2 separate regions of the Homo sapiens genome follow, and region 1 is linked to region 2. The links are chromatin loops, found by intact Hi-C in ENCODE. Cell type or tissue: mammary epithelial cell. All regions are shown on one strand. Links, peaks and the distances in the headings refer to the core of each region. The heading gives the core; the rest is flanking DNA. Region 1 overlaps RAD51B (RAD51 paralog B). Region 2 overlaps ZFP36L1 (ZFP36 ring finger protein like 1).

Evidence for each region. Peaks named below come from ENCODE experiments on the same cell type or tissue, not always from the same donor. Only the 100,000 strongest peaks of a DNase experiment are listed, where the experiment ranks them.
Region 1: a loop joins it to region 2, with 6 times the contacts of the local background. A loop is called at or near these places in 30 of 110 quality-filtered maps.

The regions. Positions count from the first base shown.
Region 1 is chr14:68,371,807-68,377,186 of GRCh38, reverse strand. The region is part of intron 8 of RAD51B (RAD51 paralog B); the gene reads right to left. Among named protein-coding and RNA genes, the nearest start is that of RAD51B-AS1, 310 kb to the left of the region's middle. RefSeq lists enhancers at 1-1,147, 4,149-5,004. In mammary epithelial cell, for the core only: a CTCF peak has its summit at 2,850; no DNase peak of the experiment used is centred there; H3K27ac peaks cover 496 bases.
Region 2 is chr14:68,782,752-68,788,131 of GRCh38, reverse strand. It overlaps ZFP36L1 (ZFP36 ring finger protein like 1), which reads left to right. Exons shown (of 2, transcript NM_004926.4): 2 at 1-470. Among named protein-coding and RNA genes, the nearest start is that of ZFP36L1, 7.6 kb to the left of the region's middle. RefSeq lists enhancers at 837-1,016, 1,306-1,600, 3,259-3,318, 3,463-3,607, silencers at 1,877-1,926, 1,947-2,016 and a cis regulatory region at 3,528-3,541. In mammary epithelial cell, for the core only: no CTCF peak of the experiment used is centred there; DNase peaks (open chromatin) are centred at 1,621, 1,841, 2,361 and 3,021; H3K27ac peaks cover 3,521 bases.

The DNA.
Region 1 (5,380 bases), core at 237-5,236, 410 kb after region 2:
CCCTTCCTAAGAAAAATAGGGTGGATTTTTAGACAACCACAAGTAAAGGCTAAAGCCTCTAGTTTCATATCCCATCTGAAAGCTGGGAAAGACTTGAGGAATCTGTTTTCCAAGAATCTGTTTGCAAAACTCAATAATATAGTAAACCCTTCCATTTCAGACCTGTAACATCCTATACTATCTACATTCCCAGACTTTTACTCTGCAATTTCCCTGGGTACATTTCTCCTCTTTATTGGAGCTGAACTCAAGTGCTTTATGAATATTCCCACATAACGACTGAAGCATTATGACCCTTCAGTTATGTCTAATTAGCCAATCAATGATTTTGGTCACTTCCGGCCCTTGTATAATGTACTCATTGTAACTACAAAAAAACATGTTCTTACCATTGCCTATGTAAACTGCCAAGAATATTTTCAATCTTACTGATTTATCAAGCAACTTTTGATTGCAATCTGAGGAGAAGACTGCCTGGGCCTGTTCCTCTGACAGTCCCCAGGAGCTGGGCCTAGCAAGCTTCTGGTACTATGTGGTCTCTGAATACCAGGGAGGAATGCGGTACAAGTCACCCCACTTGGGTCCCTGCCCAACTATGTTGGCAGGTGCTGTGACTTTTACAAGAAATCTTATACTTCCAAAGATTGTAACCCACACAGAGGGCATCAGACCATTAGGAAAGGCTGAAAAGCTTCCTTGACATCAGACCATTCATTCTTGGATAACTTTCTCATTCTTCCATGATGCCATCCACTGGGAGATTTCAGGAAGCTGAGGACAAGACTCAAGCTGTTGTAATTACAGCTTATAATACAAAGCAAACAGTAGGTGCTCAACTAAATACTGCTGGGTGGTGGGTTGTTTTTTGTTTTTAATTTGGCTTAGTTTCAGTGTGTGGTTTGGGGGGTTGAGATGGGTTCATGAGGTCGTAGATACAAATGGGAAGTCAGGATGGTTTGTTTGAAGTGGCTCTGCATGTCTCCAAATATGTGAGCAGAGAAAAATACTTGCAGTATTGTTCAAGGTAGTTAGGTGAACAATCATAAGAGCTGTAAAATAATAAGCCTACTTTAATAACACCCTCACATTTTACAAAATCCTTAAGTGGCCCCAACAGCTTTGCCTTGGGTGTGCGTGAAATAAATAGCAGGTGGCTTATTTGGCATGTCCCTCCAGTTCAGGAGTAAGTCTGAGGCCCCTGGGTCCCTAGGAGTCCTCCAGCTTAATAAATAGAATATTATCAATATTCCAGAAGCCTCTTGTGTAATCCTTCTCCAATAGCATCATCTTCTCTCCTGCCCAGAGTGAACCTTCATTTTAAACTTGGTGATTTTCATTCAAGTTGTTGACAACATTTCAAAAATCCTATCAAATATATCCAGAATAAGGCTCCCCAAGCCAATATAAGGGGGATATTTCTTTATATTTTTCACTAGAATTAAATAAGCTGATTCATTAATGCATTCAACAAATGTTTACCAAGTGCCCACTATGTATCAAGCAAAGACTTAGGCACTAGAGAAACAGCTGTGAGCAAGACAGACATGGTCTGCATCCTTACAGCCTAAACATGCAAACAGTTACACAAATAATCAGTTAGTTACAGTTGTGAGAAGAGCTCTGTGGGTGAGGGACGGCATACTCTGGAAGTGTAACTGTTAGCTACAACCCATAAGAAGGCATAGGGTCTGGGAAAGTAGCCCTGAGAAAGCATATTGGAGAATGACATGAGGCAGAGGACGCTGCATATAACACACACTAGGTGTCAACGAGAAAATAAAATCGTGATTTAACCATTACAGTTTGTTTACTAGACTCAAGCCTTCAAAACCTGGGATCTCTAAAGAAAAATAGAATAAAAAGTAGAAAGTATGGAAACCACAACTCCAGAGCTCCCCCACCTCACCCACCCCAGCCACTGAAGCTGAGAGCGGGGAAGGAGGGTGTTAGGAAAATTCAGCTTTACCATCACATACAAAGAGATTAAAGGACATCCTCACACCCTGGCTCCTGAAGTGCTATTTCTTAAGATTAAGCAGCAGACCCTTCCCAAGTTTAAATAGGGTAACGCTAAGTTTTGGTTGTTGAAGCAGTTCCATCTGCACTAACCTTTACAAACCATGACTGTGTCAGTTTTTCCAAGCAGGAGAAATGGATGGAAAGCCAGGCCACATCTTAATAGGGCCCTGGTGAGCTAATGGGTGTGATTATTTCATTGTCTCGGATTCACGCCAGCCGAGGCTCATCAGATACGGGCATAATCCAGGAGAAACATGACCTCACTTTCGACATGGGACTGTGCATTCAGATGCCAATAGGAATTTAGTGATCCCTCAGCGCAGGTAAAACTGAGCTCTTTACGGTTTCAGCTAATGAGAAGCATACCAAAGTTACCTAAAACAGTAAAGCTAATATTGACATTAACATACTAGATACTGTTAGGGTATGGGAAGCCAGGAAAAACTTCTGAGACCATCTGTGCTAAGTGTGACACATCTATAATGAGGCGTGTATTTAAGATAAATTGCCATCTCTTTAAATGATTAAGTACCAGATTTATGGAAAGCTATAACCCCACCAGGACCACAGGGTTGTTAAGTGGTTAGGGCTATAAAGGTGAGAATCTCAAGATTTCAGTTGTGCCACAAATTGTCCACTGACTTGCAAAATCTTTGCCAAGGAAACTTTGCCTCAGTTTTCCCAATGAAAGAAAAGGAAGTCTATCACCTAGGTTGTATAGCTCTGAGAAGAGCAAAAGTTTCACAGTCAGGAACATGCATGCCTTCACTGATTCCTTCTCAGAATCTTCTCATTATATCATGTTGACATCCACTGGAAGATACCAGGAAGTACAACACAAGACTCAATGCATTCCAGTTCAGCTTACAGCACATTTGCTCATTATTCATTCAATCATTTTTTTTCTGAGCACCTATTATGTGCCAGAGTGAGACCCTGTCCTAGGCACTAGGAAAATCAGAATGATTAAAAACAGACTTGCTCTCTGCTCCAACGGTGCTTAGAATCTGCTGAGGGAAAGTGCCAGGATTGACTATATGGGAGTTGTGTGATATTGGGCAATTTACTTAATTTCTTTGTTGAGTTTCATTTCCTCATCTTTAAAATGAAGATAATTAACATGTCTGGTATGAAAGTGCTTAAAATTACATCACACACAAATATAAGGTGCCCAATAAATGTCGGTTCTTTTCTTCCTCTCTCCAGATTACAAAGATAAGGCTTACAGAGTTTCAGCTCTTCAAATAAAAGGTGCTTCACAAATGCAAATGACCAAGCTATTATTATCACTGACTACATAAGAGGCAGTGTGGTATAGTGGAAAGATCTCTGGCTTTGGAAACAAAGACTGAACTTAAAATCTTTTTTAAAAATTCTTATTTATTATACTTTAAGTTATGGGATACACGTGTAGAATGTGCAGGTTTCTTACATAGGTATACTTGTGCCATGGTGGTTTGCTGCACCCATCAACCCATCATCTAGGTTTTAAGCCCTGCATGAATTAGGTATTTGTCCTAATGCTCCCCTTGCCCTTGCCCCCCACCCACCAACAGGCCCCGGTGTATGAAGTTCCCCTCCCTGTGTCCATGTGTTCTCATCATTAAATCCCACTTATGACTGAGAACATGCAGTGTTTGGTTTTCTGTTCCTGCGTTAGTTTGCTGAGAATGATGGTTTCCAGCTTCATCCATGTCCCTGAAAAGGACATAAACTCACTTTTTTAGGGCTGCATAGTACTCCATAGTGTATATGTGCCACATTTTCTTTATCCAGTCTATCATTGATGGGCATTAAACTTAGAATCTTGACTCTCCCACTTCCTAGATATGTGGCCTTGAACAAGCCATTTAAACCTCTCTGGCCTCTATGTTTTCATCTGTAAAATGGCAATGATAGAGTTTAGAGGATTAAATAGGACAATAAATGCAACATACTCAGGGTAATCAGTAAGCAGTGGGAAATAGTAAATTAGCAAATAATGGGGACACACATACAAAGCCACTCTCAAAGAAGATAGTTTGATTTAATTACTATAGTACTACTTGCACTTATTTTCATTTACTTGTGAGATTCACAGAGATAGAAAAGCTTGGCATGTCTCTCCCAGAGGCAGGCTGGCCCAGCTTTTTCTGTCCCTTACTGTGTTGCTTGGAGACACTTACCACACTAAGTAAATCATCACCCTACATCCATACTATGCTTCTTTCATATTTGTGAAAGAGCTCTTCACTCACATATGCATGTACTACAGATCCAACAGTGAGTGCTAGGGAAGGAGAATGTTGATTAGAGAACTTCCCAGATGGTATTTATGTATTATGTTCTCTCACATATATTTGAATTCTACTCAAATGCTGTTAGTTTTCTAGGGTTAATTGAAAATCTGATATTCTAAGATCCTTGTTTGGTGTTCTGGTAACTAGAAAGTTAAAAAGTTGGGCTTATGAGTATACCTTTACTTTTCTTCTGGAGTCCCCAAAAGAGCCAAACAGAACTTTCTTCCCTCTTTAAAGTGGTGACATAAGTTTTTAATGACCCTCTTTTCTGTTTCTCTCCAGGAATCCTGCTGTGATGTACTCCATTCTTAGGGTAATGAATTTGCTTTTGTATCTCTTGAAGCAGTCTTGCTTCAGCCTAAGGCCAGCCCATACACTTGGACGAGCATCTCAATCCCTTCTAATACCTTTGAGGTCTTTTACCAATGGTTACCTATCCTTTCCTCTCCAGCATTACTACATGTTCTCTTTTTGCTGCATTATGTACATCAATATCAAAATGCGAAATAAAAAACACCCACCTTAAAAAAAAAACCTCCTTTGACTTCCCCAGCTACCACTCCATTTCACTGTTTCCATTTGTAGTGAAAAACCTTAAAGAATTGAACATGCTCTTTGTTTTTCTCTTTAACCTACCCCAGGCAGGCTTATGTCCCCTACACTCTACTGAAATCACTCTTGTCAAGGTCACCATTGATTGTATCTGCCAAATCCAAGGGTCAATTCTCAGTCCTCATCTTATTGGACCTCTTAGCAGCACTGGACCTAACTCCTTGCTTCTTGAAATATTAGCTTCACTTGGCTTCCAGAAAAAGCACACTCTCATGGATTTCTTCCCACCTGATCCTCTCCTCCCTGCCAGTCTCCTTTGCAGGTTTCTCTTCTATTCTAAATGTTGATGTATCCCCAGGATCAATCTCTGCCATATTCTCACTACAGCTCAGCCCATTCTCCTGAGCTCTAGACTCAGACTCATTTATTCAGCTGCTTTGTCATTGTCCACTTGCATATCTTTCTCTTCTTATTTATTTATTTTTTGAGACAGGGTCTCACACTATGGCCTAGGTTGGAGTGCAGTGGCA
Region 2 (5,380 bases), core at 183-5,182:
AAAAATTAATTTAAAAAAATGCAAAAAACTGTTGGATTATTTATTTTAGAAATTCCCCCCTTTGTGTTGGACTGCAAATTGAGTTTCTTTCTCTTTAGGCCTTTCACAACTAGGACTGAGAATGTATGTAAAAGTTCTGTGACAGTACAGAAGGAAAACAACTTTTTATGTATAGCTTCTAAAAGGGGAAAAAAAAAAAAAGAGAAACCCTTTGACTTCCACGTGCCCATCTCAAGACATTCCACTCACAGATTTGAGGTTCTGGATTCCAGGTCTGGAGTTTTCCAATGTTAATGTAAACAGAACTGGCACACACACATTAAGATGAATGTAATTATTATTCCTCTTGCTGGTCACTACCGTCGCTTTCTATTTCTCTTTCTTTGTGTGAATTTATTTAAAAGAAAAAAAAACTTTTTGTAACGACTATTTGCAGTTTAAAAATCAATAAACCCCGTTTTTTCAAGAAACATTGATGGTGGAGCTGGTTTTACTTGGTTTTGGTTTGACTTTGCCAGTAAGGTTCTCCCCTTGTATACCTTGCAAGTCCTGGGTAGGGGGAGGCGGAGAGAGAGGGCTGTGGCTGTGGGTGGCGGCATCTCTCATCCCTATAAGCTAAGCCTATAGCTCCCTTCCTTGATGCTGGCAGTTTGCTGCGCTTAGAGGGGACGGGGTGGAGGTTTTCTGCAAAGGAGCCTGTACTTCCTGCTGTATTACTTCTGAAAAGACTGTGCAGTGTGTTAGTTGTTGGCTGAATAGCAGCGGGCCCAGCCTTGCCGACACTTGTGTGGCCTCTGCGGTTCTTCTGGGGAGCCAAGGCTCAGGGCCTTCCAGTCCGCCCCGTCCAGCCTGTGCTCTTCATTCCTTTGGATGGTGTTTGGGGTGCCAAAATGATAAAAGAGGACCTAGCACTTGGCACACTTGCAGGCTTGGATTTGAGTGAGTTCTTTTATTGGGGTGCCTTGGGCTCATTTTGCCCATAAGAAAGAAATTTACCTCAGTACTGGCCTCTCAACACCTACCCGTGTGGGGAGGGTATAAGGAAGCACTGCCTGCTTGGAGAGGAATGTCCAGCGGGGTGAGGGGCTCAGTCACAAGGAACTGGGAACTGGGACTGGATTTGACATAGCCTTTTGGGTTTGGAGGGCTGTTAAGGGGAAGTGAGTGTTAACACTGGCCAACACAACACAGCAAGTCACCAAGGGTTCCCACCACCTTAGTTACAATCTCAGGTGCTATGCAAAATTAGGTATGTCGTCATCTTGGGAAAGGTGGGGTCTCCTTGGCTAGATGCACCCCCACCAAGGCTAGATGACCACTTAAGAGGTGGCATTTCACCCGCCGGAGGAGTTGGAACTTTCACAAATCTTGAGTGTGAGCCTTGGGAGGATTTATTTGGGGAGAGGCAGAGATTGCTATTTGCAGCTCACTTGCCTTTGGTTCCTTTACACCCAGGAAGTTTTGGGAGTTCAGCTGAGTCACCATGATTCCACCAGGCCTCTTCCGAAGGTCTGCAGCAGACATTGGGCAGGCCAGGGATGTCCCTGAGACTCGAAGACCTACCTCTACTCTCAACTCATTTCCCTGGTCATCAGATATCTACTGGGGGTCAGGGGGTGAGGTAGAAAAATAGGGACTATTACCTGTTCCAGGGCAGGGGCTGGTGGTTTAGGAAGGGGAAAAGCAGCCCTTCTTAGGACTGGAGTAAACCTAGGCCTCTTGTCCCTTAAGGAGGAAATGAACTTTGTGTGTGTGTGGAGGTGGTGGTGGTGGTGGTTGGTGGTGGCATGTGATCTTCCTTTCGGAGTAAAAGCAAAAAAGACATTTAATCATTCACCTTGAGCTCATTCCCTGCAGGCATACCTGAGCATGTGGCAGACACCTTTCTAACTTCCCCTCTCATGGTGACGCTGGTTAGGTTCCTAGAGGCCCAGGCGTACCTCCTGGCCAGCCCTGAATTTCCTCTAGAGGAGACAGTCCTTTGACTGAGTCAGTCCTTTGACTTTGTCTAACCAAGATAGAGACATTGACTACTGGAGGCCCTGGAGGGTGGGGGTTGGCTGTAAAGCCCAGGGGAGACTCCTTATCATGTGGGGAAGCTCCATGTCCCCGGGTCTTAACCCTTTACCTCTACCTAAGTGTCTCCCTGGGGAACTCACTCAGGCTGGGATTTAGGTAACCCAGGCCCATGTGTGGTGGCCACAAGAGCCTGGTTGTGTCCCATTGAGTCCTTAAAGTTAGAGGAGATGGCCCTTGGGAAAGGGAACAGCAGAATATTTCAGGCCCATTATTTCTCCAGGATGTTAGAAGAAGGGGCCTCAGCAGCAGCCCTGTGCTGTAGTCTGGCAGGGAGGCCAGGGAAGTGTGAGCCCAGAACTGGCAAGAAACCCCTATCTCTGAGCTCCTCTGCAGCTAGGAAGGATAGGAACTATGCTGAGGGAGTTGAAGGGAAGGCTTTCACGAGGGAAGTGGGTCAGGAAAGGCCAGGCCAATCCTGGGGCACAAAGCCTTCTTCTCCACCCCTTACCCTGGAGGCCAGGGTGTCTTGAAGGCTGGGTTTAGGGGCCTGCACCAGGTCTGCCATGGATGGGTGGGGCCTCTGTGGCTACTGGCCCTGCAACCCACTCTCTGGCTGTTGGATGAAGATCTTCTCTTGGAGCAGCTCAAAGAAATGAGCTATTTTGGCCACCGAGCAATGCCTTTCCTGGCCTGGAGGCCTCATTCTCAGGAGGAAGGCTATGGTTCAGTGACACTCATGAAAGGAGGGCTTTGAGGGCCAACTGAGATTGTGGGTTAGTCTGAAGATGGGTTTTACAGTCAACTGGATCACGAAGCACTGGTTACCGAAGAGGCAGGGGTCATGGCAGGGGAAGGATCCAGGGCGTGAAGGAAGAAGGGGTGTTGAATGGAGCCCTTGGACCAGGGTTCAAATCCCAGCTCCCCTTCTACCAGCTTGTGCTTTGGATAAATGACTCAACCTTGGATTTTTCAGCTGTATCTCAAGGAGTTACTATGAGATCAAGCGAGCCATTAGTCATGACAGCTCTTTGTAAGTGCCAGGTAGTCCTCTAAGAATTTCCTGTGTGTTAACTCATTGAATGATCATAATGACCCCACGGAGGAAGCTCTATACTGTTCCTTTTGTATAGATGGAGAAATTGGGGTGCAGAGAAATTCACTAATTTGTCATACAGGGAGTCGGTGTCAGGATTTGAACCCAGGCAGGCGACCTCCATCACTATGCTAGAGTGTTGTAGGCTGGGACACTGGAGCAGTCCCTGGCACACAGTAACTGCAAATCAATCAGTGTTAGTTGCCCTCTCCCTTGGCCTTTTGTGGAGATTCTGCATGAACACAGGAGGCAACGAGTTGGATTAGATGATTCTGCACACACCCCCTCCGTTGAGTGCCATGACCTCACCTCCCATGAGGCCCTGCATTGGCACATTTGGAGGACGGAGTCTGGGAGGAGGGGGTAGGCCATCCCCTTGGACTTTCCCCTTCTCTGCCTGCCATGAGGTGGCTTCTGTTAATGATCAACAGACCAAAGGGTGCCCTAGGGCTGCCTCAGGGAGTTGGCTCCATGCCCTTCTTCCCCCGGGGTCTTCCACCCCTGTGTGTAGCCAACCATTTAATCATGTCTGGGTGGACTGACTGGAGGCTACCTGAGTTCAGAGGGGGAGGAGGTGGGGAGGTTAGCCAGGCCCCTGGTCACCCCCTTGCTGCCTTGCAGGTGGCCCTTCTAAGGCCTGCCACTTGCCTGCTGGGCAGAAGGCAGAGATTCTGAAGGTTGGAAAGCAAGGCAAAATCTCAGCCTTTTCTTGAATAAGGTCAGCACTGGGGGTCTCACCTCTTGATAGGTAAGGCTGGTGTTGAGAAACCTGGCCTACAATGCTTTCTGTGGGAGTCCCAGATGGTTACAGCTGAGTTACCATCATAGAAAACCAGACTCTGAGGAGCCAGGGCAGGGGCTGCCCATAAGAGCCAGCTGCTGGTCAGTGGACAAGGATGCCTCCTCCACATTGAAGCTGTTTGCAGTTGTTCTGAAATGTTGGCAAAGCCCAGGTCTCAAAGTACAGGGCTGTGAGTGATGACTGTACCTGTGCTATCAGCTTGGGTTGCAATGAAAATAAATATGGGCAATCGCCAAAACTAAGGCAATTTTTTCAGCACCTGGAGCCAGGCAGGTAGCTTCCCCCTGACTCCAAATGTACCTCAGGGAGAAGGAGCTCATGACCACACAGGTCAGCATTCATTTCCGCCAATCCCAGTATTCCAGAGCTATGGGAGGCTCTATTGTCCGTGGTAAGGAGCTGGTTTTGGAGTTACAGGGACCTGGGTTCAAGTCCCTGTTTGGCCTCAAGGTCACTCTGTGACTTCAAGCTAAACACTTAGTAAGAAGTTCAGATCCCAGTTTCCTCATTTGTAAAATAGGATGATGGTGATAATGATGATGATAATGACACCTAGGTCAATGGATAAACAAACAAACTGTGGGATTGTCACATCATGGAATACTATGCAGCTATATAAAAGAACAAATAACTGGTACACAACAATGTGGAAGAATTGCTAAAACAAAGTTGAATGAAAGAAACCAGCCACAACAGAGCACATATTGCATGAGCCCATTTGTATGAAGTTCATAAACAGGCAACAGTGATCTATGATAATTGATATTTGATTAGAGGATAGAGAATACATGTAAAAGTTCATTGACCTGTGCACTGAAGATTTGAGCACTTCACTGTAAGTTATACTTCAAAAAGACAAACCTATACAGTTGTCGTGAGTGTTAATACATGTAAGGAAAAGAAAAAGAAATTCAGTACCTGGCCCATTATAGGCACTTAATAAATTGTGGCTGGTCTTTGTAATAGCAACAACTGGATGATGCAGGTACTGTTCTAGTCCCCTTTTATAGAAGGAGGGAATGGTCTCAGAGCAGGTGAGTGACTTGCCCAGGGGATGTGGGGCTTGAATCCCACCCCAATGGCTCTCAAGCTTGCACAGTTTCCTACTACCTAATACTGTCCCTCAGTGAACAGGTGCTGTTTCTGCAGGAAAGCTAAATTTGCAGTAACCCAGGCACAACGAAGTTGACTAATTAGTAAGTGTAATCATCTGCATTAGAAAAGTTTTTCTTTTTGCAGATTTAAAATAAGCCTCCTTGCTAGTCAGTACCTCCTACGCCCTGTGGGAGGTAAAGGGAGGCCGAGTTGGGGGCTAGCTGGGCTCTGAGCGGCCGGAGAGTGGAGAGCCTTGACTGTCTGGTGGGCCAGCATCCAGAAGCCACTGTCCTGGGAGCCACCCCTGTGGGCTGCTTGCCTGCCTGTCCTGGCCTATCCCTCCCCTGGGCTGATAAGGGCTTAGAGGGGCC